7 separate regions of the Homo sapiens genome follow, and all the other regions are linked to region 7. Evidence: chromatin loops called from intact Hi-C (ENCODE). Cell type or tissue: CD4-positive, alpha-beta T cell. All regions are shown on one strand.

Region 1 (4,000 bases), 390 kb after region 7:
ATTACCTACCTTGAATTTATTATCATATTTAGAAGAGATACAATATAAAATTCCTTAGATGTAACTCAAGCTTTGATAAACAAGAATTTCCTTCCTCCATGTCACTTTCCCAATGTCTAAAACTTGTACTTTCATCTGATTTATTCGCTACTTCAGGAACTGCCAATCAACATGCCTCCTAGCCTAGGACAGGATTTCTTCTCCACAAACATCATCACTAAGGGGAGTTGTCTAAGTATTTTCCCATGTGGGCATGCCAAAGTTCAGCACAATACCAGAAAAGTTTACAACTATCATTTCTTACCCACATTGCATTGTAGAAGCCCACATCTACAATAGAAGCTGCTGGGTATACTCTGGGCATGTTCGGTGGCTGAATTTCATTGTTGCCACTTATCTGGATATGTGGTTTATCTTTGGCAAGCCTGGAGCTGATCATCAGTAAAATGAAAATAATGATGCTTTCTTTTCAGAGTTGTTTTAGGGAAATGAGAAACCCATGGGAGGCTTTAGTGCTTACTATCTTAGCCTCACCTTGCCTTCTCTGCAGAAGAGATGTCTGTGATAGAAACTAAATGCATAACTCTAAGAGAGAACAGTTGGGACCCTAAGTGTACAGAGGGAAATGTGATGTATTAGCCATGGTGACTGTCCAGTATTGTAGGATGAGTTACCTGAGGGGCTTTGGAAGGGAACAGAAAAATCCTCATGCCATTTCCTACCATCATATGTGCTTTCCTGTCCTTAGTACTTTGTCTTTTATGTTGTAAGGGAAGAAAGACTCTAAGAGGTGCAAGATAAAGAGATTTCCTTTGAGTCTTGGAATGAAGAAACAGTGCAGAGGAACCAATCCTAATAACAGATCTGCTGTACAGAAGGCTGCAGTCAAAGGAACTGTGTCCTGATAGCAGTCCTGTCACTTCCCCCCAAACAGATGTCTCTTCTCCAGAAATGCTACTATCTATCTTTGTGGGCATATATTAAAGTAGAGAAAAAATACTATAACAGAATACACCAAGATGTTAATTGTGTTTACCATGAAGGGGCAGGAGTGCTGGATATATTTTCTTGTCTGTATTTGACACTATTTTCCACATGGTCCAAAATGAGTGTGGATTACCTTAATAATAATAAGCAGAGCCTAAAAAAATGTACTTTAACTAATAAAGAGCACCCGGTCTGGAGATGCAGTGGAAGAAACAGGGCTTGGCCAGGTGAGATCTGGGCAGTTACTTTAGATCCCTGAGCCTCAGGGAGCCTGGAGCTTAATTCTTCACCCACAGGGCTCCCCTGGGGTGGGAGATGTGATGAAATCACCACATTGTCCACATACGGGCTCTATGCCGTTGTATTGATTAGTGACTGGTCCCTTCATGCTTTACAGAGAGTGACATTGTGGTATCCACTGCTTGAGTCTGTGGTCCCACTGCACACTATGACCCCATTTCCTTGATCCCAGCATTCTCAGCACAGTGTGATTCTCCAGGTATTATGTAAAGGATAAGGTGCTATTTTGCTTTGTTTGTGTTTGTTTTTATGATCTGCATTGGTGGATCTCAATGTTTGGTCCCCAGACCAGCAGTGTCAGTATCACCTGGGAACTTGCTAGAAAGTGCTAATTCTTAGGCTCCATCCTAGACCTACTGAATCAGAAACTCTTGTGGTTGGTACTAGCAGTCTTTTCTTTCTTTGTTGTTTGTACAAATTTATGGGGTACCTGTACTCCCCAGTTTGCCACAAGGTCCAAAGTGATTCTGATGCAAGCTGAAGTTTGAGAACCATATTCTACAAAATTTAATGTAGTAAATGAAATGTGTTAATTGCTGAGTTAAGGAATGAATCTTTATTTTATTTCCATACTTCTTCATAATCTCCATTCAAAGTACAATTTGTTCATTTTGTGAAATGAGTATTTTTTTCATTGAAAAATAAAATTGAAATTGAAAGTCAATCAATGCCATCTGTTGACCCAATCTAGAACTGCAGCTTGGATATCACTTTAGCAAGAGATCTAGGAAGGAGGGAAGGAGGGAAAGGAGGGCTGTGTAAGCCCACCAGAATAAACTTTCTGGAAGTTATACGGCAGACAAAGCACTAAGCAGAGATGGCGACAGAGCCCATGGGTATTAATTCATGTGACAGGATGTTTCCTTTGACCCCCCTCTCAAATTAAACACAGTTGAGTGAATGTGTATGTGTCGTTATAAATATAATGTGGTGTATAACCTCCTTTTTATGTTATCTGACATTTAATATCTTTTAATGTCCAGAACTATATATTTTTTCAGCATTAGTTTTGTAAATCAAACTACAACTAGGTTTATTCTATGCTGTCATAATTGTATCTCGGTTATTTTGCGAATTAAAAATCAGTGAGCTGTATGTATTCCCCCAGCTCTTGAAAACACTGGAGAAATATACAATTATAAGAGGCATTGTCTTATGTTTCCCCTATTACTATGACCTTTCTCAAGATAATAATTCAATTGATTTGTAAATATTCTCTAGATTTGTTTCTGTGGGTTCATTTATATTTTAAAATATGACATATGTGGCTGGGCGCAGTGGCTCACGCCTGAAATCCCAGCACTTTGGGAGGCCAAGGCAGGCAGAACAACTGAGGTCAGGAGTTCAAGACCAGCTTGACCAACAAGGAGAAGCCCTGTCTCTACTAAAAATACAAAATTAGCCGGGTGTGGTGGCGTGTGCCTGTAATCCCAGCTACTCGGGAGGCTGAGGCAGAAGAATTGCTTGAACCTGTGAGACAGAAGTTGCAGTGAGCCAAGATTGCGCTATTGCGCTCCAGCCTGGGCAAAAAGAGCAAAACTCCATCTCAAAAAAAAAAAATGACCTATGTATATCCTTATGGAAATATATGTCATTCAAAAATCATGCCATGTTGTATGTTATGTTCTGTAACTTGCTTATATATTTCTGCATCTCAGTGCTTTTTATTAGATTTCTTTAATTTTTGATGTGTTTAAGCAATTTTACATATGTTGATTGCCATTGCCTTCATTTTTTTCTTTAAATTACCTGTTGGTAGACATGTACACAACTCTTTTAGATAGTAGTTTTCCTTATATGTCAGGTATATTAATTATGTCTGTAAATTATAGTGCAAATGTGTCCAATGCAGAGCCCTTCCTCCAGTGTCCTAATAATGAGCAGACACTTTATGGATGCTCTCCTGGGAAGGGGAGGTCTGGCATCCATGCTGGACTTACCACTGCCGAACTGAATGGTCTCTTCTGCCTTCAGGGAGGTGACAGTACTGGCACCCACGGTTTATTTGTGAAGTCCTGGTCACTGCCCTAGGAGCATTACATCTGTGCATATTGTGACCTCTTTTCTCTGACCCTAGGCAGTTTTGTCCATCAGCTCTCTCAGCACAAAGTTTAGCCAGTTAAATAGAGTAACTCTTAATATGAATTATATATTTTAAAATAAGAAAGAAGTAAATGGCTATTTCAAGATAAGGGTAATTATTATTTATTGAAAAGAAGGTTTCATAACCAGCATTGAAAGTAGCATTTTTGAGGTTTATTCATTTTGCCAAATTAATACATCAGTATATTAACTGTCCAGTCTGCACTCCCACCCCAACCAGAAGATATTCATTATTAATAATTTGATATATATTCTGTTGACTTTTCTATGTGTCTTAATAAAATGCACAGATATTTTTCCAAATGTAAAAGTGTACTCTTTTACAAACTGTGATTGTCCTCTGCATACTGTGTTGATATTTATCTGTTTCATGTAGTATGAGAGCTTGTTTCACATTTCATCATTTATATCATTGGGCATATTTTCAAATGTTCACTGGGTATTGATGTTACTTTCATGTACATTCTCTATTGTAATCTTCGGCCCGTTTCTCTGTTGGTTAAAGTATCAAGGATATTAACCACATAGCTGCAATACAGATTGCAACTATTTTCTTCCAGCTTTTTATATACTTTGTACTCTTAAATTTTGCAATACAGATGGTGTTCAT
Region 2 (4,000 bases), 340 kb after region 7:
TCTTATGATTCCATTGTCATTTGAGTATAGAAAAAATTGTCATTGGAGAGTAGGAGGACATCATAGATAAGATTGGGAGGGCAGCTTGATAGTGTCTCTTAAGGCAATGGACATACTTTGTTTTCATGGGGACTTGAGTGAACTCTGGTTGAATATGATGCTTCTGTGGGTTTATTTTGTGGCAAAATGATAACTAAAAACTTTAATTCATGGAGCTTTAAAGCACTTTCACATCTTTCTCATAAAACTGGCACTGGTACCCCGGGGCTTATGAGTCCGTGGCCTGTGCCATTGGCAGTAATTAGCTCCAAGTTGCCTTGTGATTTCACCATACATTAATTTCCTACACTCAAAGATAATATAATATAATATATAATTATATTATATTAATTATATAATATATAATATAATTAATATTAATTAATATACATTATATATTATTATACCTAATAATAATATAATACTTGATTTCTCAAACACTCAATTATAATATATAGCTCATTTTTTTCTCTTGCACAATCCTGGGTGGTTGAGGGGCAGGACAGGTAAAATTTAGGTAGGTGAGATCAGAAAGATGTGAAGGGATTTAACTAAAGTTGTCACGGAATTACTGGGTTAGGTCTTTTACTGGGAGGCAGACAGACCTCCTGACTTAAGTGGTCTCTCCAGAAACCAAAGTACTGGCATTGTTCCTATGAATACCTTGCTTTTTAAGGGAACAAAGGAACAAGGATTCTCTGACATTGACATGTAGAAAGTAAAATAAGAGGACAGGAAAGCACATGAAACATAAGAAGTGCATGCATAATATTATTATTTTTAAAAATCTGCCTCCACCTGCCTAGAAGTTCCTGTGCTCTTAGGAAAACTCTGACTCGAAGCATAAAAATGGTTCCCTTTTCAGAGAGGGCATTGATCATAAAGGGCCACAGGGATTCTACTGTAAGCTCAAAACTGTCCCAGAAATCTATCACTTTGTTCTGGCAGAAAGGGTTCAATGGAAAGCTTATTTTTTATGAGCATTCATTACGTCTGGATCACAATTAGATCTCAATAAATATTGGTTAATTTTATTTGCATTGAACAGAATCTTCAGTAAGGTCTTATGGGTCCTGATCAGCTATATCCAATGACAGTTGTTTTGATAAAGTTGACTACAAAGATTAGCAAAACCATGAATCAGAGAACTGAGCTTGGCAAGAGGAGACAGACAAAAAACAGAGAGAGGAGCTCAACATACAGATGAGCCAGATATTTCACCATGTCACTACTTCATCCCTGAGGAAGTCTTGTAGAAAAAAGTAACACAGCTCAGAGGAAAGTGTCTGTTCCTCAGAATAATTATTTATTGAACGAATGAATGAACAAGGGAGATGCAGACTTGGGAGTCATCACCAGCAAATAAAAGAGAATGTACCCTTTCTATATTTTTCCAGACATGAACATTTTTCAAATATATTTTGGATCATATTATACATACTGTTTCATAATCTATTAATAAGTCACAATGATTACTAGTGTTTCTGCTTGTAGAAATAGATACTTTTCTATTGCAGCAAAGATACAATATTGAGATAATTGCCACCTGTTGGTCAAATGCAGAGCTACATCTCTGACTGTCTTGGAGGAGGCTCCGTAAAGATTTGAGGAGGGAGGGGCCTCTGGCTTGACCCACCAAACAGGGCTTGCTGGAGGCTTGAATGGCACAGGCAGCCCTTCCTGCAGAATCTATTGCTGCTTGGCTTTCTGAGCTTCTGGCAGGAAGTTTCACCCTTATCTCAGATCAAGAGAAAGCTGCCAGTGTGAGTGTCTCTTGAGGGAGTGTGTATCAGTTTTGTGTGAGTGCGTTTGTGCGGATATTTTGTATTTTGGGTCATAGCCTTTTAGACACGTTTGCTTTATACTTACACTTACTCATACATATAAGAGTATTATCAACGACAAATGGGACAGATTATATTATACATAAAGTATGCAATCTGGTTTTTATGCTTAATAGGGAATACCTTTCGAAGCGAGTGTTTCTATAACATCAGTTGTGTGAATCAGATCGTAACAAAATTTTTCCTGTGCTTTGAAAATTTTTATTTTGATTACTTTTCTGAATTGCAAAACGAATACATATTTGTCTTTTAATGATATCAAATCATGCAGAAATGTGTAAGTGGAAAATGAAATTGTGCTTTGTTTACCCTCTCAAGATAAACATTTTTAATGGTGTGCTAATATATTCTACAAATGTTTCTATCCCAATATAATGTACTAGCATATGTAAGTACTTTTATATAAAAGCCCTAAATATGTATATACACGATATAGATGTACACCACTCTATACCTATTCTTCAACAAAGACAATGAGACAACATGTTAATCTGTCCCTTTCCTTTTTCCACTTACGAAATCTTAAAATTTTTGTTTGTATTTCTTTGTTATTGTGTTTGGGTTGTTTTTCATCGGTTTGTTGGGGATTTATATTGCTTTTTATGAAAATTAGAAGTTACTCTGTATCCATCCTCTAGTAGTCAAAAAGAATTTTTTATATGAAAGATGACTGTACAATTAATTGTTCAAACTGACACTTAAAGAATAATTTCAACTGTTATTTTAGATTCGGGGAGTATATGTGTAAGTTTGTTACCTGAGTATATTGTGTGATGCTGAGGTTTGGGGTGTGATGGATCCTGTCACCCAGGTACTGAGCATAGTACCCAGCAGTTAGTTTTTCACCCCTTGTGTCCCTCCCTAACTTCCGCCTTTAGTAGTCCCAATTTAGGTTGGTTCCATGTCTTTGGTATTGTGAACAGTGCTGTGATCAACATATGAGTGCATGTGTCTTTTTGGCAGAAGGATTTATTTTCCTTTGGATGTATACCCAGTAATGGAATTGCTGGGTTGAATGGCAGCTCTGTTTTAAGTTCATAGAGAAACCTCCAAACTGCTTTCCACAGTGGCTGAACTAACGTACATTTCCACCAGCAGTGTATAAGCATTCCCCTTTCTTCACAACCTCACCAGCATCTGCTATTTTGTGACTTTTTAATAATAGCCCCTCTAACTGGTGTGAGATGGTATCTCATTGTGCTTTTGATTTGCATTTCTCTAATAAGTAATGTTGAGCATTTTTTCATATGCTTGTTGGCCACATGCATATCTTCTTTTTAGAAATGTCTGTTCATGTCCTTTACTTTTTGCTTGTTGATTTAAGTTCTTTATAGATACTGGATATTAGGCCTTGTTAGATTCATAGTTTGCAAATATTTTCTCCCATTCTGTAGGTTGTCTATTTACTCTGCTGATAGCTTCTTTTGCGGTGCAGAAGCTCTTTAATTTAATCAGGTCCCATTTGTCAATTTTTGTTTTTGTTGTAATTGCTTTTGAGGACTCAGTCATAAACACTTTCCCAAGGCTGATGTCCAGAATGGCATTTCCTAGGTTGTCTTCCTAAGATTCTTATATTTGAGGTCTTACTTTTAAATCTTTAATCTATTTTTAGTTAATTTTTGTACTAATATATGTTGAGAGGTAGGGGGTCCAGTTTCTTCTGCATATGGCTAGCCAGGCATCCCAGCACAATTTATTGAATAGGGAGCCCTCTCCCCATTGCAACTTTGTCAAAGATCAGATGACTGTGGGTATGTGGTCTTATTTCTGGGTTCTGTATTCCGGTTCATGGTCTATGTGTCTGTTTTTGTAGCAGTACCATGCTATTTTGGTTACTGCAGCCTTATAGTATAGTTTGAAGTCGGGTAGTGTGATGACTCCAGCATTGTTCCTTTTGCTTAGGATTGCTTTGGCTATTTGGGCACTTTGTTCTATATGAGTTTTAGAACAGATTTTTTTTTTTTTAGTTCTGTGAAAAATTAAGAATAGTGTTAAATCTGTAGATTGCTTTGGTCAGTATGGCCACTTTAATGATATTAATTATTCTTTTCTGTGAACATGGGATATTTTTCCATTTTTTTGTGAATTGACACTTTTGAGAGTAAAAGGTGGTCTGT
Region 3 (4,000 bases), 180 kb after region 7:
CCCGTGGGTGCTCCATCCCAGGTAGGTGCCACACTGCTACTGGTGGCTGGCTGGAATTCCAAGCCAGTGGGTTTTATCCTGTGAAGTGCCGTGGACATGGGGCCTGCAGACCATCCCTGCTTGGCCCCCTGGTTTCAGCCTCTTTCCTAGGGGTAGTAGGAGTTCTAACCTACTTTGCTGGAGTTGCAGTTACTTTTGCTGGGAAGCCCAGAGCCAGAGTATTTAAAGCTCCCTGGTCTCCACGTGTGTCTGAATGGCTGCTCTGCCAAGACCCTGCATAGCTCTGTGTGTCAGACTGAAGGCCTTGGTGGAGTGGTTTCATGAGGGGATCTTCTGACCCAAGGGTCGCAAAGATCAGTGGGAGAGGCGTGGGTTTCTGGGGTTGTACATTCACTCACTGCTTCCCTAGGAGGTGGAACTTCCCTTGGCTTCGTGTCGCTCCTGGGTGGGCCATCATCCCGCTTTGCTTTTCTTTGTTCTTCGTAAGTCAAGTTGTTTCCTTGATTAGTCCCAATGCAAGTACATGGACATTTCAGTTGAAGGTGCTGTATTTACTCACCCCTTCTGTTCCTCTCCATGAGAGCCATCCACCCTAGCTGCTTCTAATTGGCCATCTTGGCCACTCCACCTCTCATTTTTCTAACTCACCATTGAGATCTTTAAGTAAACTTTTGTTGAAGTATACTGTATATACAGAAAAGTGCACAAGTGATCAGCTCAATACATTTTCACAAAGTGAGCAAGAAATAAACATGAACCACACACTGGAAGTTCCCTCCAAGTCCCCATCTAGTCACTAATGCATCCTAAGTGTAACCACTATTCTGACTTCTAAAAACATAGATAGTTTTGAATTTTAAAAAACTTTAGGTAAGCAGAATCATACAGTATATATTATTTTGTGTCTAATTTTTTGCTAACATCTGTGAGAGTAATCCATACTGTTGCATGTAGAGTATTCATTGCTATTTATGTATGTACTATATTTTATGTATCCATTCTATTAATGACGGATATTTAGATTGTTTCCAGCTTGGGACTATTATGAATAGTGCTGCTATGAACATTTTTATACATGTCGTTTGGTAAATATATGCATGCATTTCTCTTGGGTGTAATGTCATAAATTGTGCACAGTTTTACTCTGAAAACAAAATTAGGGGGTAGAGCCTGGAGTATAGTGAACTCAGCAAGGCAAATTCTATCTCATGGGGGCCTGTTGGGAAAACTAGGTGGTCTTGTCCAAGAGACCGCTCTGTTAATTTCCATGTCCCACTGAACTTAACACTTGACACTTCAGCTAGACTGTGTATTGCCTTAAATACTATTCTCAGAAATAACCAGTGGTGTCATTCTAGCAAGTATCACTCCAGAAAACTCCTTATACGTACAAAAGGCATAAAAAATCTTTTTAAAAAGTCATTATTTCCAAGAAAAGTGAGCAGAGGCAAGAAAAATGTAATTAAACATATTTATCTCTCCATGCCTTGTTTTATGAAATCTGCTTTTTTCATGGGTCTAAGCAAGATGATGGATATTAGTTGCTGAGGGGAGGGGAAGTAAAAAGACGTGCTGTTGCCCAGTATTCTAGGATGAAGATAAAGAAGTATAAATACAAAGAAACAGTTGCTCCAGGAGAAGATAAGAAAGTATCAGAATAAGTTTTGTCTCTGGAAATCAGAGAAAAACAAATTCCAACAAAATGGTAATGCACTTTCTTTTGGATTCCAGGATTGGTGAAGAAAAAAAAATGAGTAACAGGTCTGGTGTGCTGGGGGGAAGAGAGAGAGGCAGGCACACTCTTGCATCACTACTGGTGGCAACCATGGCTCATTAGTGACATATATCTCAGGTGACCAAGATCTGTGGGAAAGTCAAATCTTTTTGATCCAGCCATCAGCTCTCTGCTGTTGACCTCAGAGAGGCACGTTTGTAGATGAGTGAAGAAAGAAGAAACTGCTCTGGTTATGTGCAGGGTGGTGTGAGAATGAGGATTGCCTGGGAAGTCTTAGGGTCAAGATTGGGACAGAGTCATCTTCCCCTACACTCTCGCCCCACCCACCAGCTTATTTTAGTTCTCTAAATGGTGCATAGGATCGGGGGAGAGTTGGTGTTGCGGAACCGAGAGTGAGAGGTGAGAAATGTTTGACAGAGTCCAGAATCAGTAAAAGGAACTGTGGCCTATCACCCAGCACTGTGTTCACCCACCCTACTGATAGATATTGGTTTGTTTGTCTGTCTGTAGGGGGCAGTGCAACCCAAGAAAAAGGAAGAAGAAAATTACAGGTTATCTGGCAGAGACTGAAGAAAGAATGTATTCCTTCAAGGATATGTGGAGCCAGAACCTGTCACAAGAGGGTGGTACACACAAGTGCTAAACTAGAACTTGCCCTTCTACTCCTGTCCTGTTTTCGGAAAACCCTTAATCCCAATCCTTTATGGCTCTGGGAAAGCAGTGTCAAAATCTATAGCACAGAAAGGGGAGTGAGGTGAGGTAGATCAGAAAAGTGGGCATTCATAGGAGAAGGGCGAGGAATAAAGTGGCAGGAGGCCAGGGTGGGGAAGATGGGTGTGCCTGAGACCTAAATGGGAGACTCTGGAAAGTTATATTCCTCACTCTGGAGTGGATGCACCTGAAACTTATGTGTCAATGCATTTACCAATCTCTATCCTCTTTTCTCTGTCTACCTGTAGACAATAATCTAAGTAAGGGAGGAAAGAAATTGCTCCACAGAGTGTGATATGCTGGAGATAAGGGGTGGAAACGAGGCGTCCGAGGCAGACTACAGAGTCCAGAGGCAATTCAGCTTCTCCCTCTCACAGCCTTTGTTTTTTTCTCCTCTTATATTGGTGCTGGAAAAAGATAAATGCTGCACCTGTGGGAAAATAGTGGAAATGAGCTTGAGGGAGGTTAAACCCCAGAGGAGGAACATTTGAAAATTAAGACCTTCAATCCGGAAATAGAGATACTGATACCCTTGTATCCTGTGCATTGACATGTCTCTTTGGGGAGACTCATCTGAAAGCTTTATGTGTTTGCATTGCTGCTAGGTCCATGTTGGATGGCAATTAGATTGATTGTGTCCAGGAAAAGAATGTCTAACAATCTCCTTCCTAGAATGCCACAACTAGAGCACCTTTTAAAGAGTGATGCCCATCTGTGACTTGCATTAGATGTGGGATATACTCAGACTGACGAATTTGTGAAAGAAGATATGGAAGTCTGGTCTACAAGTTGACACAGTGTTCATCCACTTATCAGAAGAAGGCACAACCAAGCAAGAAAAACAAAAAGAGCGTGGGAGCTGCAGACAGTGGGGAAGACAGGCAAGGTCCATGATCTTCAGTCAAGAACTGAGGATAAGCCAAGCCCTGGGGATCAGTCTGACAATAATCATGGGCAGTAAGAACTCTCAGCCTCTCCAAAAGCAAACCATCGAAATAAAAATGAATGACCTATTCCCCCAATGAAAATAAAAAAATTTCTGGGTATGCTCAAAACTTTAAAAATGGCAGTTGTGTTCTAGACCTCTCCAAGTGTCTTTTCATTCAGGGAAAACTGTTGTTTGCCGAGCCCAAGGATGCGGGCTTTCCATTTAGCCAGGATATCAATAGCCATTTGGCCAGCCTCTCAATGGCTAGAAACACGAGCCCCACTCCAGACCCCACTGTTAGAGAGGCTTTGTGTGCCCCGGATAACTTAAATGCGAGTATTGAAAGTCAGGGCCAGATTAAGATGTACATCAATGAAGTGTGTCGGGAGACTGTGTCACGTTGCTGCAACTCATTTCTGCAGCAGGCCGGATTAAATTTGTTAATAAGCATGACAGTTATTAATAACATGCTTGCCAAGTCCGCTTCAGACTTGAAGTTTCCTTTGATATCAGAGGGAAGTGGATGTGCTAAGGTTCAGGTTTTGAAACCGCTGATGGGTTTGTCTGAAAAGCCAGTCTTGGCGGGGGAGTTAGTCGGTGCCCAGATGCTCTTCTCATTCATGTCC
Region 4 (4,000 bases), 520 kb after region 7:
CTACTTTATGAAATTAGCTCTCTGAAAGCCTTTAATATTTGCATATATTAAAAGATACTGCAAACAAACCAGTTGCATCTCCAGGCAAAAAGCCATATTTTTTTTTCCACGAGATACTGGTCTTAAACCTTACTGTGAACAGACGATGAGAGCCAAATTGAATTGTGATCTTGATGCCTATAAAACTGCTCTTGCCTACTAGCTGGTTATGGACATAAAGGTTGATATAAATTTTTAAAATCCAGATTTCATGTTTCCATCCATTAAGGCTGATTGAAGACACTAAATGGAGTCTTTCAAAGGTTGACTTTAGTAAGAGAGTTGATAAATAAAACATTACAGTGTACTTCTAACTTCCATATTTAATAAGTGGCATTTATGTAATGTGCCTATACAAATATTGTAAGGGATTTTTTTTCTACTTTGCCATTCCTCCAAAGTGAAAGGTGTGAAAGGTTATGGAATAGCACACAGGGATATATCATTTAAGAATGTGAAGAAGAGATTATTTTTATGCGATAATTTTAATGGAGTATCTTCCTAAGAAAAAGGAACTTACTTTCCTCTATTTTGGTGTCCACAATCTTTCACTTTGGAGGCAAGTTAGCAACATAAGGTAACACAGCAAATTCTGGAAATTAATTACGAAATTTACATGGCAAAATGCTTTACTGGGATGCTCTGCAGTGGAATGGTCTCCACCAGCTAAGAACATTTCCCAAACTGCTTTAAAACACATTTCAATGGCAAATTTTACAGTTTGCTATTAGTAGGCTGTTTACAAGTATACAGAACTTTGTGTGAATACCGCTTATATTGATACAGTCAAGAAATATCTTTTTATGTTAGGAGTAATATGTGTTGGTAGGTACAACAGAACTTATTAAAGCCAAACCACCTTAAAGATGGACCTGTAAATCTTGCTTTACTAGGTCACATCCTCAAATAGCCAAAGAAAACTCTCCAAAGTGATTCCTGAAATCTGTACTTCTGCCACACTCTCTTCCTCTCTTTCCCTAGTAGAGTCCCCTCCACCAGACCTTACCTTCCTAAAATCCGACAGATCCTACTTTAAAGCTCAAGTATACACTTGTAACCTGCCCAAATTTCTAACGCCATCTCTCTGTAAATATTCTACTTCTAGTTTCTACACTGCAGGACGTTGAACACCAAAGGGGGTTTACTCCCCCTTATTTCTTCGGTATTTCCTCTTTTATCTCCGCCCCTTTCTCCATCGGTCCCCGTTCCCTTATCCTTGACCCTCTTGGCCCACAGCACTTCTATCTTGCCTCCTCTCTCTTCCAAATCACACCTCAGCTTCCTACAGCACACTAAGGTGTCCTGGCTGGGAGAGAAATTATGTGGTATTTTTTTTTCCCTTCAAACTCCTGCCTCATGAGTACCTGCAATTCTTTTGCCTGGGGGCCCCCATCCTTTACAGGTGGGAGAGGTAGGGAAGGCCCTCTCTGCTTCAGTCCATCTTGCACACTCGGGGCTAATACGGCGGGGCGGGGCGGGGCGAGCTTGGCCTTTACTGCGCCACGGCAGGTGGGGGTGGGGCAGTGGCGAACCGCGCCCAGCCCAATCTCGGACGGGCTGAAGAGAGGCAGCGAAGGAGATGGGGCCGCCCCCGCACCCCGGGACGGGAACTCACCTTCTCTGAGGCAAGGGCGGGTGTCTACTTTAAAACTACTGCCCCCCCTCCCCGCCGCCGCCATAGTGGAGCCGCCAAAGCCGCCGCCGCCGCCGTCGCCACAGCCACCGGCAGGCGGGCAGGCAGGGGCGGAGGTGGCGGAGGAGGCAGGAACAATTACTGCCGCCGCCGCCGCCGCCGCCGCCGCTGCCGCGCAGGCGGTGTAGGAGGAGGAGGAGGCGGCAGAGACGGTAGCTTCCTGAGGGGAAGACTCCGCCGCCAGCGGGGTGACTGTGCTCGGCGCCGCCGCCATCGCAGCGAGGCGCGCGGACAATTGCACTTGCGTCTCGATTCCGTTAAGCTCCTTTAGCCCCGCCTTCCGTTAGCCCCACCCCCTTTGTTCCTCTTTTTAACGCTTCAGCTCGAGCCTCGTTCTCGCTCCTCAGTCCACCAATCGGAGAGCTTTAAGCCCGCCGGCCGTTTCCCCCTCCCCCACTGCCTTGCGTCACCCCACCTCCCTTTGGAGGGGAAGCAACGACGGCCAAGGGCAAAGGGCAAAAAGCGCGGGATGTGAAAGCACGTGGGCCTCGCACAGTGAGGCTTCTTTGGAGATCTAATCTAAAACCAATTTAAGAGGAAAAAATGTCTGGAAACTATTGATCTCACCTCCAAAATATCTCTGAAATATATCTTCACCTGGCTTTTTTTTTCTCTTTCTTTTTTTTTTTTTTTTTTTTTTTTTTTGAGGGAGAGTCTCGCCCTGTAGCCCAGGCTGGAGTGCAGTGGTGCGATCTCACTCACTGCTACCTCTGCCTCCCGGGTCCTGGTTCAAGCAATTTTGCCTCAGTGTCCCGAGTAGCTGGGATTACAGGCATGTGCCACCATGCCCAGCTAATTTTTGTATTTTTAGTAGAGATGGGGTTTCACTATGTTAGCCAGGCTAGTCTTGAATTCCTGACCTCATGATCCACCTGTCTCGGCCTCCCAAAGTGCTGGGATTACAGGCGTGAGCCACCACGCCCGGCCCCTGGCTTTCTTAAAGCACTTAGTACAGAGAATAGAACAGAAGCTTTCATTCTGACACATTGTTTCCGTGGCCTCTTAAAGGACTGCCTATCTATCGATCTGCCCATCTTAATTACAATAACTTCCTGTGAATTCAGCACCCAATAGAAGTACTAGAATATTACTGATCACTTAAATCTCATCTTGTCCCCCCAACCTCTCCTCTCAAAGAGACCAATATCCTGATTTATATTTATTATTTCTTTGCATTTTAACATATATTCTTATCACATAGATATGTGCCTAAATAGTGTTGTTTAGTTTTGATTGTTTTCAATTTTCACAAATATTTATATCTTTTTCTAGGTAGCATTCTGGGACTTGTTTCTGCTTTTTTTTCCCTCAAGCAATACTCTTACCTCAGCCTCTGGAGTAGCTGGGATTACAGGAAGGAGCCACCATGCTTGGCCTGGGACTTGTTTCTTTCACGTAACATTCTAAGATTCATCTATGTTGTTGCTTGTAGCTGTAGTTATGCACTGTCGATGCTGTAGGATATCTCACCCTTTTCCTTATTGATGGGCACACCTCCTGGTGCCTTTGTGCAAGTCTCCCTTAAGTATTCTCTCCTTTCCAGTCTTAGATCCGTTGCTGTATTTCAAGTCCTCATGATATATGGTCAGACGTATGGCATCCACCCCACTGGTCTTCTTTCCTCTGATCTCAATCCCTCCAATCTATTACCAAGTTGTTGCCAGTCGTCACTGGCTGTCCAGTGCTTATTGGACAAAGTCAAAAGACACAGTTTTGCCCTGTTAGTCTCCCCATTCACCTCTTTGACCTCATCTCTTTCCACTGTCCCCATCTCTCCCCTCTGCTTTTACTTTGATTTAGCAATCCCTAAATCTTCTTAGATTCCTGTGAAGACCGCCAGGCGCGGTGGTTCACGCCTGTAATCCCAGCACTTTGGGAGGCCGAGGCGGGTGGATCACGAGGTCAGGAGATCGAGACCATCCTGGCTAACACAATGAAACCCTGTCTCTACTAAAAATACAAAAAAATTAGCTGGGCATGGTGGGGGGCGCCTGTAGTCCCAGCTACTCAGGAGGCTGAGGCAGGAGAATGGCTTGAACCTGGGAGGCAGAGCTTGCAGTAAGTCGAGATTGTGCCACTGCACTCCAGCCTGGGCGACAAAGCGAGACTCCATCTCAAAAAAAAAAAAAGATTCCTGTGAAGACCATGTTATTTCATGATGTAATGTTACTATATATGTTCTTCTCTCTTCCTGAAACACCTTTTCCCCCACATTAGGCACTTGCCTAATGAAATCCTATACACCCTTAGAAACCCAGACAACACATC
Region 5 (4,000 bases), 1.2 Mb after region 7:
AACTCAGCTGAATAGCAATCTTAATGATCCTTTGTCAGGTAATATAAAATGGTACATGTTCTGGAGAACAGGACATGGACATCTTTAGGGGACCGTTACCTGCCAAACACAATGAGGGTAGTGTCTAAATGAGTTTTCAAATGGACAACAGTAACAACATCAACTTGGTGTTTAACCACATTGCTCTGTCTGTCCCATGCAGGAAGCAGGGAAAGGAGGGGCTCAAGAGTAGAGGACGGATGTGGGGGTGAAAGAAGAGGATTCAAATGAGCCAGGTTGCTTTGTCTCGGGGAGGGGGGTGCACGGTGGGATCCTCTCCTGAGAATGACTGCTGAAACAATAGGTAGTTGTGGCAGGTGGCGGAGATCCAAGCTGGTTTGATACCAGCCACATTTCCACACTGCCAAATATCATGGCAAGAGAAGACTTGACAGGGAACCGAAGAGAAGCCAGGACCATCCCTACCTGGCGGCATCAAAGAGAGAGGACTGTTATGACCTCCTGCGGGTCCTGACAGGGAAAGGTCCTCTTTTGGGGGCAACTGTGGGGACGGTGCAATGCCAACGTGAGCCACCATTTGAAATGAGAAACAGCGGTGTGGCAGAAAGAAATGAGTCTGGTGCAGACCAGTGGTTGGTTTCCTAGGGTTAGAGGTCTAGGTCTACCTTCTTTTAGAAGAGGGGCAGTGGTGAGTCCTTGATGGGAGCCCCCTGCCCCGGAGTTCACTTAAGAGCAGGTGTACCTTCCTCCCCTGCGTGGCTCCACGAAGCTGGGAAAGAAACGCACAGGACGACCACCCTAGAACCCCGGGCCTGTCTGGACTGAAATCGCCTCTCCCCTCCCACACTGCAGTGCTGACACCCCCTCTCCCATTAACATCCAGGAAGGAGGGTGAGCAGACTAGGGAGGGGGAGAGGGCAAACACCCAGCAGTCCTTATAGGGGGGCGGTTGGGGCGGGGGTGCAGACACACCAAGGGACGGTTTGGTATCCATCCGCTGCTCCCTCCAGCGCGGCTCTTCGCGACCTCGCGATCCTGTCCTCCGCCCGGCCCCGCAGCCGCCCGCCGGTGCCATATATTATAGCAGCGCCAGAAATGTGGTGGTCGTCGCCACGTTAGGGTCCGCGGGGTCCTCCTGAGGCAGCCTGGTGCCAACCCGCAGGCCCCGGCTGGGGCTCGTCCTGGCCCCGCCCACCTCTGGGTCGGAACTATGGTGGTTCTGTGAGGGGGGGCGTCCTGCACTTTCGCGCCGTATCCCTCCGCCCCCCTTCCCGACACCCTCGCGGAGAGCGGTTCTTGCCGCATCCTGCGCAGCCCCTGCCCAGTTTGGTGCAGAGGCGTGGGGGGCGGGACTCGTCTTTGCCATTCGGATCGCTGGGAAAGCGGTGGGAATCCAACTGAAGAGCAGCCAGAGGAGAGCTGAAGAGAGGAGGGGGAGGCCGATGACCTGGGCTCTGGGCCTCTGAAGGCAAGTAGGGGTGCGTGAGGTGGGGGGCCGTGGTGTGGGGGTGGTCCGCCAGGGTGGACCGGCTGGCAACCTGCCCCCCGGACCCTGACAGCCTGGCAACGAGGAGACGATCCGTTCGGAGCCGGGCGCTAGAGAGAGGTGCGCAGTGCCCGAGATCCCTGGCTATGGGGAGGCGGTGACTGGTGCGGGCCAGGCCGGACCAAGGGCTGAGGGGCTGGCTCCAGAGGCACCGTCAGATCGTCTGGAGGAGAACCGCGCTGACCGCTTCCCAGCCAGCTTTGCAGGCGCCCGCGCGCAGCCCTCGACGGTTTCGGTACCGAGAGACGGCTGTGGGGGAGGCTCCTGCGGGAGAAATGGCCAAACGGGAGCCGTGTTGGGGGGCGCCCGGGAGGCAGTTGGGGGGCGCCTGGGGGGGCCCTCGTGGGCCAGCGTCCCAGCTCTGTGCCTAGCCCGTGGGAGGTGGGTCGCGTTCGCTGCTCCGGGCCCTGATTCCGGAAAGGGGCCTGTGGGGCCCCGTGTCCTGGGTGCTGTCCCTTCCCACAGACTCCAGGTTGATGTCAAAGTCTGTCTGCGCGGTAGGTCTGGCGTATTCTGACAGGACACAGTGAGCATCTGTAGAGGAGAGGCTTGAAATAAAGGAGGAGCACGAATATTCCCTGGATTTCTGGAGGTGTGTGGGGATGTGGGGTGGGTGCCAAACACTGGAGAACCGAATCGGGGTGGGGGACTGCGACCAGAGCAGGTCAGGCATCCAGGAGCACCTCTTAATCTTCCCCTCTCTAATGGTGTTCCAGGCGCTTCCCCCACCTTCCATCCCCATCTGCCTCCCCCACCGTCCTAAACTGGGGGCTTGAAAGGGTGAGCTTTGGAGGTAGGGGTGATGAGGGAGACATACTGACAAGTACCAATTCACGACCTGTTTTCTAGAATATGTGGCGCCCTTCCCCCATTTTCTGCTGCGCAGAGCAAGGGGATGTGGCGCACCTAGTGGTGAATCCTCAGAATTGGAGAAGGGAGTAATGAGAAGAGTATGACGTCAAGAGAAGGAGTTGTTATCTCTAGAACCTTGAAGCAGGGCCTAAACAAAACGAGAATATTCCACCAGCAAAACCCCGAATGTTGAAAGACAGATATCAATAATATGGGGATTCTTATCCTTAGCGTTGGTCTCTCTACCAAGGGCTTTACTGCCACCCCTCATTTCCTGTCTTACTTTTTCATCTGTTTGTCCATAGGCCTGCTTTAAGGCTGGCCAGTTCTGCAAGAAAGGCAAGGAGGAGGAGACTGGCTCACACCTCTGGAGGTTGGTGAGAAGGGGGAGGGGGCAATTCAGGGGACAGTTGGAGAAAGAGAGCATGGCAGGTGGCTTTGAGACCAGTGGGTGCAGACCCACTTCTACTCTGCTGGATTTGCACAGTGCCAGCATCCTTTTTATTTCTTGCAGGGGACATGAGATAGGTGTAGGTTGTGTTGTGACTCAGAAAGACCTGAGAGCAGGGACCAGGACACAGGAAACCATAGATACATTGAACCCTTGAATGGGAAGACAGATATTTGTCACAGGAGCCAGAGTGCTTGCCTATCTACCATTCTCCATTCTCTCCTGTATGTTTACTTGTCTGTAGGACCCCCTTCTGTCAGCTGTGGGGCTTGACACTACTTGAACAAGAAAAGGAGGGGGAAACTGCACCACATAAGTGAAGGTTGGTATGAGAGTGGGTATACTTTTGGGCGGGGTAGTGGAGACCAGCATGGGTCCGGGAGTGCTTAGGGTCCAATCTGGGGACTTCTTGGCCCCTCCCATTGCCGACACACTTTCCCACCATTGTTGGACCTGTTTAATAGGAGGCAGCCGGTCCAGAGAGACTTTCTCAAAGCCCAGCTGTCCCACCTAGCATTCAACATCAGTCTCACTGCATATGTCTCTGCATGGGATGACATAATTGGAAGAGACTCAAAGCCCCATTTCATTCTCTCTCCCTAGATCCACCTCCAGTGGCTGCTCTGCTGGTGGTGGGGTTGCTGCTGACAACCACCCTCAACGGGTCTGCACCCATCCAGGAAATCTCTGTCTTCCTCAAGCTTGGTTGTGCCTGTTCTACACTCTATCTGTATTATTGAATTACTGACTGAGACTGTGTTTGGGAAGGAGGCTGAGTGACTACTGGACTGGATATTGACTCTAACTCTTGTTTCCAAGCTTATATCCTCAATCACCTAAAGATCAGAGTGTGAAGAAACAAACCTGTGACAGATCTGTGGTTGAGGTTTAGACTGGGGGAGGAGTATAGTACTGGACTTTCTTTGTAACTTGTACCATGACTGGGGCAGAGATTGAGTCTGGTGCCCAGGTCAAGCCTGAAAAGAAGCCTGGGGAAGAGGTTGTAGGTGGGGCTGAGATAGAGAATGATGTCCCTCTGGTGGTCAGACCCAAGGTTAGGACCCAGGCCCAGATAATGCCTGGGGCAAGGCCCAAGAATAAGTCCAAGGTTATGCCTGGAGCAAGCACCAAAGTTGAGACAAGTGCAGTGG
Region 6 (4,000 bases), 67 kb before region 7:
TCTTACAACAATACTATGGAATAGATACTATTATAAATCCTCATTTTACAAAGAGGAAAACTGTGGCACAGAGATACTTTACCCAAAATCATAGGGCCAGAAAATGGCAGAGCTGGGATATTCCAGAGCAAGAAAATGGCAAAATATAAGTGAAGTAACCTTTCAATGAATTTGGTTTTAACTCCACAATGCTGTTTGAACTAAATGCCTTTAAGTTAACTACAGAATAAAAGGGTGAAAGGATAAATCATTTCAGCAAGGTACCCTAAAACCTACCAAAGAAGAAAAAAAATATGACTTGAGATTCTATAACCTTGTCTACTTAAGCTAGAGATTCTTGAATCCTGTCATGATGAATGGAAAATTGAATGCATTTTCCTAAGGGGTTCATCATAGCTTACAGTTTTTTTTCCTTTCTTTTCTTTTCTTTTTTTTTTTTGAGACAGAGTCTGGCTCTGTCACCCAGGCTGGAGTGCAGTGGCATGATCTCACTGTAACCTCCGCCAGGTTCAAGCCATTCTCGTGCCTCAGCTTCCTGAGTAGCTGGGATTACAGGCGGGTGCCACCCCGCCCAGCTAATTTTTTCTATTTTTAGTAGAGACAGGGCTTCGCCGTGTTGCCCAGACTGGTCTCGAACTCCTGACCTCAAGTGATCCACCCGCCTCCCAAAGTGCTGGGATTACAGGCATGAGCCACCGCGCCGGGCAGCTTACAGATTCTTGCAATAGTACTTAACCACACGCCCTCCTAGCCCCAAAGTAACGAATCACAGATATTTTTAAAAAAGAATCAAAGCACTCTGGTCCAAGGCAGACCAGAGTTAAGTAAGCATCTGGTAGGTGTCATAGTCCAGCAATACTGTAAGTTTATGGGAAAGGGCCTATGGAAACCAATGACTGTATATAGTTCAAGTTAAGTGGTTCAAAAATTTCGTTCATTATTCTCTGCCATGTACACAAGCCTCAGACCCTCTAATTCCAAGGAAAATTATCCTTGGCCTCTGAATTCTGTGAATTGTGTACATTAAGGGAGATCTGTCCTTGGCAAGCAGAACACGTTGTTGGCAAGCTGCAAATACCTTCCACCCTTTTGCCAAAGTCCCCTCACAGGGCAGGCTCAATTCCTCAACCTTCAGACCCAAAACGGCTTGGTATTACACAACAATCCAACAAGAAAGCAAATAAGTATGTACGTTGGAAGAGATTACACCACTTTTATAGTTACTGGGCTGGAGCCACTCATTTTTCAGCGGAGAGGGTTAGAACTGGGTAATGAAGGTAAATCCCGAGGAGTCCAGGAATAGCAGATTCACTGATTCACTGACTCTCTGGGACTCGGGCTGCCAAAAATAAAATCCCAGTACTGGGGGCTCCGATCAGTCTTGGTGACCAGCACTAGGCAGCTTCAACCTCGGGTGCCTGAAAGTGCTGGGTGTCCAGTGGCATAAGTCTTCTTTGATACCCAGTCCTCTACACCAACAAAGCCGAGGTCCGGAATGACAGTCCCCAGAGAAGCGGAGTCACCCTTCTCCCATCCGGCTAGGCCACAGGAACCTGAGAAAATCAAGGGTTGCTGCCAGGTGCCCGCCCCCCACCCCGAATCCCCGACGTTGTCGCGAGTCCCGCGGTACAAGGACAGAGGGAAAGTAGGTACAGTGTTCAGGTCCCAGCCCCAGGCTCCTCACCCAACAAAGTTCAGTCATCTGGTGCACCAGCTGCTGGAAGCGCTGCTTTTGAGTCTCTACCTCGATGAAATGCTGCAACTGCGGGTCCACTGCACCCAAACCCGCCGCGGAGGAAGAGGAGGAGGAATCCATCCCAGGGCGACCAAGCTTGCAGAGACGAACTCCGCACCGACCTTCACGTGTCTCCGCGACGGAACCGGAACCACAGCTAGCTGCCTCTGGGACCGCCCCCGTGAGTGCACTGCGTCGGCGCGAGGCAGGCGTCCAACTCCACCCCGCCGCCTCCCACACCTTGGCGCCGGTGCTTCGTTCCCGGAGTCGGCGGGTTCCACTCCCCGGACCCCGCAATCCCGTAACCCCGCAACCCTGCCGTTGCGCCCAGCCTTGCGCCTTGAGATCGCAGGGCTTACAGCCCAGAGCCGAGGTGCCGTTGAGATGTTACTCCAAAAAGAAAAGAAAGGAGAAAAGGAAGTTACTTCAGACCACGTGATCCATTCCGTGCTGGCCCCACAGCTCCGCCCCTGTCCACTTCCAAATTAGCCCGCGTTTTCTGAGCTACCAGAGTTGTGCACTGGGTCAGTTAGTTGACTGGGTCGATTAGTTGGCTATCCTGGGCCCCTGGCTTTCGTTTTTTGATGGAGTTTTCCTCTCCCGACGTAGGGAAATGAGGCTATGGCAGTTTGTGCCCAACTTTCAGATTCATTCAAATAACATTGCATGCGTGCTGTGACAGGCACTGTTTTTGCTTAATGCATCTTTGATTCAGAGGCAGGAGTTAACAAGAGGGCTTAAACCTGGAGGATCCTGTCGAGTTCTCAGTGTAGGAATATGCCAAACTAATGCTACACAGCAGCTTTCTGGAATACTGAGATAGGGCGCTTCAGGGAGGCTGCATGATTAATAGAGATACCAAAGACTTTCAAGCTTTCTAGTAATTTTATTTTATCAAAACACCCTCCCCTCCCATCTTTATGACACCATTTCATTCTTGCCAAATTCGGTCCACCCCCACACACACACCCCCAAGCTCTACCAAATGCCTACTCAAAGAGCTGTTGGACCCCTTTGTGCGGCTATTTACATCCTCCCTCCTAAAAAATATTTTCATCGCAAATTCAGTCTGTCTTAATTCTCTCGGGAAATTTCAGGCACAATAATTTCTTGGCCTTTGCTCAGAAGCCACTATCCCAGGGAATCAAAGAAGAGGTGCATTCCCAGATGTAGAGAGGGGCCTTTTTGTATTGAGTGGGAGCACAAAGGCTCCAGGGCTCCTAAGCTTGGGATTTCCTCTGAGAAAGTGAAATTGGGGCTTGTGGAGAAGAGAAGTAGAACCAAGAAGCTTATTGGCGAGCTCAGGATTCTTCATCCATGACATCTAGAATATTGCTCAGAAGAATTTTGAAAGTGGGACGCTCATCTGCTTTCTAAAACCAAAGAAAAAGTAAAGTGTTAGAGTGGCTAGAATCCAGAATTCAAGGGAAATGCAATGAGTAAGCAGCAAATGTTTATTAAATATATGCTCTATGCCCAGTAGCATGCCCTGTCGATTACAAAAGGAAAAAAAAAAAAAAAAGAAATAGCAGCTCTCCATAAAGTCTTTGTGCACTTTTCATCTTTAGTAACTCAGGTTATTAGTGTGATAAGAACAATTTGCAAATTAAACTGACAATCACACTGATCAAAATTGAGGGCAAGTTCATTATGTAACTGTATACAACACATTCTTATTTTGGATCCTCAAGTGAAAAATGGCTACCAAACAAGTTCAAGTGGTTGGCAGAACAGAAATCCCATGTGATAATTTTTAGTGATTAATATTTCAAAACCACAGGCTGTATTACTGAGCAGGGATTCTGAGTACCTGGGACCTTTTTTTTTTTTTTTTTTTTTTTACCACTGGTAACAAAAAGACTAAGGTTTTTTTTTTTTTTTCTTTTTGAGACAGAGTCTCACCCTGTTGTCCAGGCTGGAGTGCAGTGGTGTGAGCTCAGCTCACTGCCACCTCCCAGGTTCAAGCGATTTTCCTGCCTCAGCCTCCCAGGTAGCTGGGATTACAGGTGCACGCCATCACGCCCAGCTAATTTTCGTATTTTTAGTATAGACCGGGTTTCACCATGTTGGTCAGACTAGTCTCGAATTCCTGACCTAAGGTAATTCCCCCGCCTCAGCCTCCCAAAGTGCTGGGATTACAGGCGTGAGCCACCGCGCCCGGCCTACGACTAAGGTTCTTTTTGATGGCCATGGCCCATAAGCCCCCGAGGTATTTGGTATTTAGTGGTTCAGGGAACATTCATGCCAGAATGCTCTCAATCTGTT
Region 7 (4,000 bases):
GGGAAATATAATTGATTCTGATCACTCTTGGTCAGCTTCTCTTTCTTTATCTTTCTTTCTCCTTTTTTAAGAAAACGAGTTAAGTTTAACAGTTTTGCATTACAGGCTTGTGATTCATGCTTACTGTAAAGTGGAAGTTGAGATTATTTTAAAACTTCAAGCTCAGTAATTTTGAACACTGAAACATTCATCTAGGACATAATAACAAAGTTCAGTATTGACCATAACTGTTAAAACAATTTTTAGCTTTCCTCAAGTTAGTTATGTTGTAGGAGTGTACCTAAGCAGTAAGCGTATTTAGGTTAATGCAGTTTCACTTATGTTAAATGTTGCTCTTATACCACAAATACATTGAAAACTTCGGATGCATGTTGAGAAACATGCCTTTCTGTAAAACTCAAATATAGGAGCTGTGTCTACGATTCAAAGTGAAAACATTTGGCATGTTTGTTAATTCTAGCTTTTTGGTTTAATATCCTGTAAGGCACGTGAGTGTACACTTTTTTTTTTTTTAAGGATACGGGACAATTTTAAGATGTAATACCAATACTTTAGAAGTTTGGTCGTGTCGTTTGTATGAAAATCTGAGGCTTTGGTTTAAATCTTTCCTTGTATTGTGATTTCCATTTAGATGTATTGTACTAAGTGAAACTTGTTAAATAAATCTTCCTTTTAAAAACTGGAAAAAATCTTGAACTGATTGATTTTTATTATGTTCTGTCATATGGGCACACTGATTGACTTTACAATTCCCTCAAAGTTAAGATTTTTAATTTTAAAATTATAAATGATATTTAGCATCTTTATATGTTCATTGTTGCATATATCATTAATTATTTCTAAGATATATCCCTAGAAATGGGATTGCTGAGTCAAAGATATACTCATTTTTAAGGCTTCTGATTTGTGTTACCAGAAAGATTCTGGTACTTTATCTTTCTACTTGGAGTGTGTGTTTTATTTTCCCCCTTATACCCTCCTTATTGATGCACATTATTCTTTTTGAACTTTGCCAGTTTTTTAGTTGAGAAATGATATCTCATTGCTATTTTAATTTGTATTTTTTTGATTAATATTAAAGTTGTACATTCTTTTTTAAAAAAAACTTACCATGTCTACAGGACTATTGAGCTACTTTTGGAGACTGTACTTACCAAGATAGTATTCTCTAAAATCCAAAGAAGTGAAAGCAAATAAATAATCCTTTTTATTTCACCACAAACTAGAAGGCACGTTTGTATGTTTAAAAAGAAGTAGGCTTACAATTATGTGTTAAAAACAAAACATAAAAAAGAAGCAGGTTTATGTTATGGAAATAAATTGTCTCCTCCATGAATTCATTAGTAGATTCTCTATAAACACTCTCAGGTGTATTTTAGGGCATCTAAAGCTTATCTTAAACCAGCGGTTCTCAAACATTCATGTGCATCAGAATCATCTGCAGGGGTTGTTTAAACATTCATTTCTAGGCCCCATCCCTAGAGTTTCCAATTCAGTAGTTTTGGGATGTTGCTTGAGAATGTGCTGATGCTGCTGGTCTCAAGACCACGTTTTGAGACCCATCACAGTTCCCCAAACAGCAACTTTAAGGAGCAGCTTCCTTTATGATCCCTGATTGCCTCCCCTTTGTTCCCATAACAAGTAGTTTAAATTTTCTGTTAAAGTCCAAACCACATATTTACAATACCTCGCACCTCTTAATGAGGATTTTGAGCTGCTGTGGCATTGTGTGCTGATATCTTAGATTTCTGTCTGGATCACAGTGGTCATTAACAATTCCACCCCTCAATAACTTTAAGGCCCTGATGTCCCTCTTATCAGTACCAACTGTACCGTGAACTACAGATCTCTGTAGTTTCACTGACCCCTTGGGGACTGGATTGCTATACTTGGGCTGTTCAGGGCTTGGGGCCCAGAGAAATGAGATGGGAGGCAAATACCAAGTTGGTATTACCTGACTCCGTTTCATTCAGGAAATGAAAATCAATTCTAGAAAATCATTCAAGCTGAAGATGCAGTGAGACGTGATTGAGATTCTTTGATGACTTCTAATTTTTATCACAGCTTTCAGGAGAGCAAGAAATCCATTTTGACTCCTATCATGTTGAGCCAGTCCTTGCCCTTCAGGAAGCCTTTCTCAGAGGGTAAACAAGTAGGTGTTTTTGCCTTCCCAGGCTACTTAGTTAATTTTCCAGAAGTTTCTCTAAGTCTGAGCAAAGATTCTCAAGTTAGCCACTAGATGGCACCAAATCCCAGGAGACAATAGAGGGTTCTTTGTGATCTTAGATGTTCACTTACTCTTCTTCGCTGGCTAAGAAGACTCAGAAGGGCTCTGGGGAGCAAAGGAGAGAGAACCTGGAGAAGGTCAGCGGTCAGCACTAGAGGTGTGCAAAGGGACAGCAGTACAGCTGGTGTGCACACGCGTGCACACCCACCACCATTCGTGCTCCAACACTCACATCTAACACTACTACCCAGGAAAGTGATGGGAGGTCGAGTGGGCAGTCCACCCACAACACCCCCCAAACACTGAGTCAGAGGATTTATTTTCAACTGCGTGTGTGAGCTATTTGGCAGGATCAGGCAGAAAATTTGCAGCCACAGTTATCGTGGTCTAAGTATCCGATGGCTTGTGCCAGTGGTTCTCTGGGTGTGGTACCTGATCAGTAACAGCATGAACCTCCACCTTGTGAGATATGCAGATTCTTTTTGCCCCCCCGCCCCCCGCCTCGTCCCTTTCCCCCAAGGACTGAATCAGAAACTGGGTGTGGAGCCCAACAAGTTGTGTTTTGTTTTTTGTGTTTTTCTGAGACAGGGTCTCGCTCTTGCCCAGGCTGGAGTGCGGTGGTGCGATCTCAGCTCACTGCAGCCTTGAATTCCAGGCTCAAGTGATACTCCCACCTCAGCCTCTCGAGTAGCTGGGACTACAGGCGAGTGCCACCAAGCCCAGTTATTTTTTAAAATGATTTTTATAGAGACGGGATCTCACTATGTTGCCTAGGCTGGTCTCGAACTCCTAGGCTCAAGAGATCCTCCTGCCTTGGCCTCTCAAAGTGCTGGGATTACAGGTGTGAACCTCTGTCCAGCCAATAAGCTGTGTTTTAACAAGTGCTCAGGGTGGTTCTGCTGCAGGAAACTACTGGCTGATGGATACATGGATTCCATTATCCACCCATTCATTGATTCCTGCATTCACTCATCCAACCCTAAAGGAGGTAACCAAAACAGAGACAATCCCATGTGTAAGCATGACATATCTTCTCTGCCTTCTCTACCCAGCAAAATGATACGAAAATGCATTGCGAATATGTTTATAAATCAAGCTCCTTTTCCATCAGGTAGAATTCCTAGTGCTGTCAGCTAAAATGAAGATTTCTCCAAGATGGGCCTCCAGGGCTATTGCAAAACAGCTGCTGATGGAAGGAAATTCCACTTGCTGTGCCTTATACCAGGCTGGGAGTGTCACAAGAACCCTTTACAAGCTGCTCCCACAATGACCAAAACTGTCTTCTCATGAGTGCAAAGCAGGCATGCCCAAGGGGCCCAGGTTAGCATGGTGCAGGACTCCGCTGGGAAGGTGAGGGGTTATCGTCGCGGGGGAGTGTCGACTAACTGGGCTGGTGGTGCAGGGGTAAAATAATTTACCAAGACAGTTGGAGGTAAAGGCAGATTTATTAGAGAAAGTAGGAAAATACGTTTCGAGAAGGCAACGGGCAGCCTGCAAGAGAGGAGCCGACTGAAAAGAAACAAAGGCTTGCTGGAGATTTTATAGGATGGTTTTTGGGCTGATTGAGAAAACCAAGGCAGTAGGGAGCTAGCTTGCATTCTTCTGTTAGCTGGGGTGTTTGATAAATTGAGGCGTTTGATAGTGAGCAGGAAGTTTGTGAGTTATGTATGTTATCTGCGCAAGAAGCCACATGTCCTGGGCCATAAAGAAAAGCAGACCTATAGCTTATCTGATTCCTCTTTTTGTTTATATGTTCTGGACCATGAAGAAAGA

What was found. Hi-C counts contacts between places; a loop is a spot of excess contacts. Peaks named below come from ENCODE experiments on the same cell type or tissue, not always from the same donor. Only the 100,000 strongest peaks of a DNase experiment are listed, where the experiment ranks them.
Region 1: it touches region 7 in a loop (8-fold over the local background); 67 of 110 quality-filtered maps call a loop at or near these places.
Region 2: a loop joins it to region 7, with 4 times the contacts of the local background. A loop is called at or near these places in 16 of 110 quality-filtered maps.
Region 3: a loop joins it to region 7, with 6 times the contacts of the local background. A loop is called at or near these places in 29 of 110 quality-filtered maps.
Region 4: a loop joins it to region 7, with 6 times the contacts of the local background. A loop is called at or near these places in 18 of 110 quality-filtered maps.
Region 5: a loop joins it to region 7, with 6 times the contacts of the local background. A loop is called at or near these places in 6 of 110 quality-filtered maps.
Region 6: it touches region 7 in a loop (4-fold over the local background); 12 of 110 quality-filtered maps call a loop at or near these places.

Annotation. Positions count from the first base shown.
Region 1 is chrX:101,801,690-101,805,689 of GRCh38, forward strand. No RefSeq gene overlaps it. Among named protein-coding and RNA genes, the nearest start is that of ZMAT1, 130 kb to the right of the region's middle. In CD4-positive, alpha-beta T cell, a CTCF peak has its summit at 1,978; no DNase peak of the experiment used is centred here.
Region 2 is chrX:101,757,575-101,761,574 of GRCh38, forward strand. No RefSeq gene overlaps it. Among named protein-coding and RNA genes, the nearest start is that of ARMCX2, 100 kb to the left of the region's middle. RefSeq lists an enhancer at 445-1,010 and a silencer at 1,577-1,746. In CD4-positive, alpha-beta T cell, a CTCF peak has its summit at 1,529; a DNase peak (open chromatin) is centred at 1,627.
Region 3 is chrX:101,594,018-101,598,017 of GRCh38, forward strand. It overlaps the pseudogene ARMCX7P. Among named protein-coding and RNA genes, the nearest start is that of ARMCX6, 22 kb to the right of the region's middle. In CD4-positive, alpha-beta T cell, a CTCF peak has its summit at 2,292 (motif pointing right); a DNase peak (open chromatin) is centred at 2,254.
Region 4 is chrX:101,930,063-101,934,062 of GRCh38, forward strand. ZMAT1 (zinc finger matrin-type 1) reads right to left here and starts at 1,965. Exons shown (of 6, transcript NM_001394560.1): 1 at 1,655-1,965. The coding sequence starts at 1,946. RefSeq lists an enhancer at 1,744-2,244. In CD4-positive, alpha-beta T cell, no CTCF peak of the experiment used is centred here; a DNase peak (open chromatin) is centred at 2,039; H3K4me3 peaks cover 1,827 bases; H3K27ac peaks cover 1,456 bases.
Region 5 is chrX:102,650,128-102,654,127 of GRCh38, forward strand. All of the region lies in intron 4 of ARMCX5-GPRASP2 (ARMCX5-GPRASP2 readthrough), which reads left to right. It overlaps GPRASP1 (G protein-coupled receptor associated sorting protein 1), which reads left to right and starts at 1,356. Exons shown (of 6, transcript NM_001184727.2): 1 at 1,356-1,468; 2 at 1,560-1,606; 3 at 2,048-2,138; 4 at 2,704-2,771; 5 at 3,094-3,171; 6 at 3,453-4,000. The coding sequence starts at 3,787. In CD4-positive, alpha-beta T cell, a CTCF peak has its summit at 2,446; DNase peaks (open chromatin) are centred at 1,234, 1,854 and 2,424; H3K4me3 peaks cover 2,202 bases; H3K27ac peaks cover 1,353 bases.
Region 6 is chrX:101,346,849-101,350,848 of GRCh38, forward strand. TIMM8A (translocase of inner mitochondrial membrane 8A) reads right to left here and starts at 1,894. Exons shown (of 2, transcript NM_004085.4): 1 at 1,685-1,894. The coding sequence starts at 1,816. It overlaps BTK (Bruton tyrosine kinase), which reads right to left. Exons shown (of 19, transcript NM_000061.3): 19 at 2,602-3,108. The coding sequence ends at 3,037. RefSeq lists an enhancer at 1,816-1,865. In CD4-positive, alpha-beta T cell, no CTCF peak of the experiment used is centred here; a DNase peak (open chromatin) is centred at 1,893; H3K4me3 peaks cover 1,811 bases; H3K27ac peaks cover 694 bases.
Region 7 is chrX:101,413,445-101,417,444 of GRCh38, forward strand. RPL36A-HNRNPH2 (RPL36A-HNRNPH2 readthrough) reads left to right here. Exons shown (of 4, transcript NM_001199974.2): 4 at 1-689. HNRNPH2 (heterogeneous nuclear ribonucleoprotein H2) reads left to right here. Exons shown (of 2, transcript NM_019597.5): 2 at 1-689. Among named protein-coding and RNA genes, the nearest start is that of HNRNPH2, 7.2 kb to the left of the region's middle. In CD4-positive, alpha-beta T cell, CTCF peaks have their summits at 2,250 (motif pointing right) and 2,451; a DNase peak (open chromatin) is centred at 2,247; H3K27ac peaks cover 670 bases.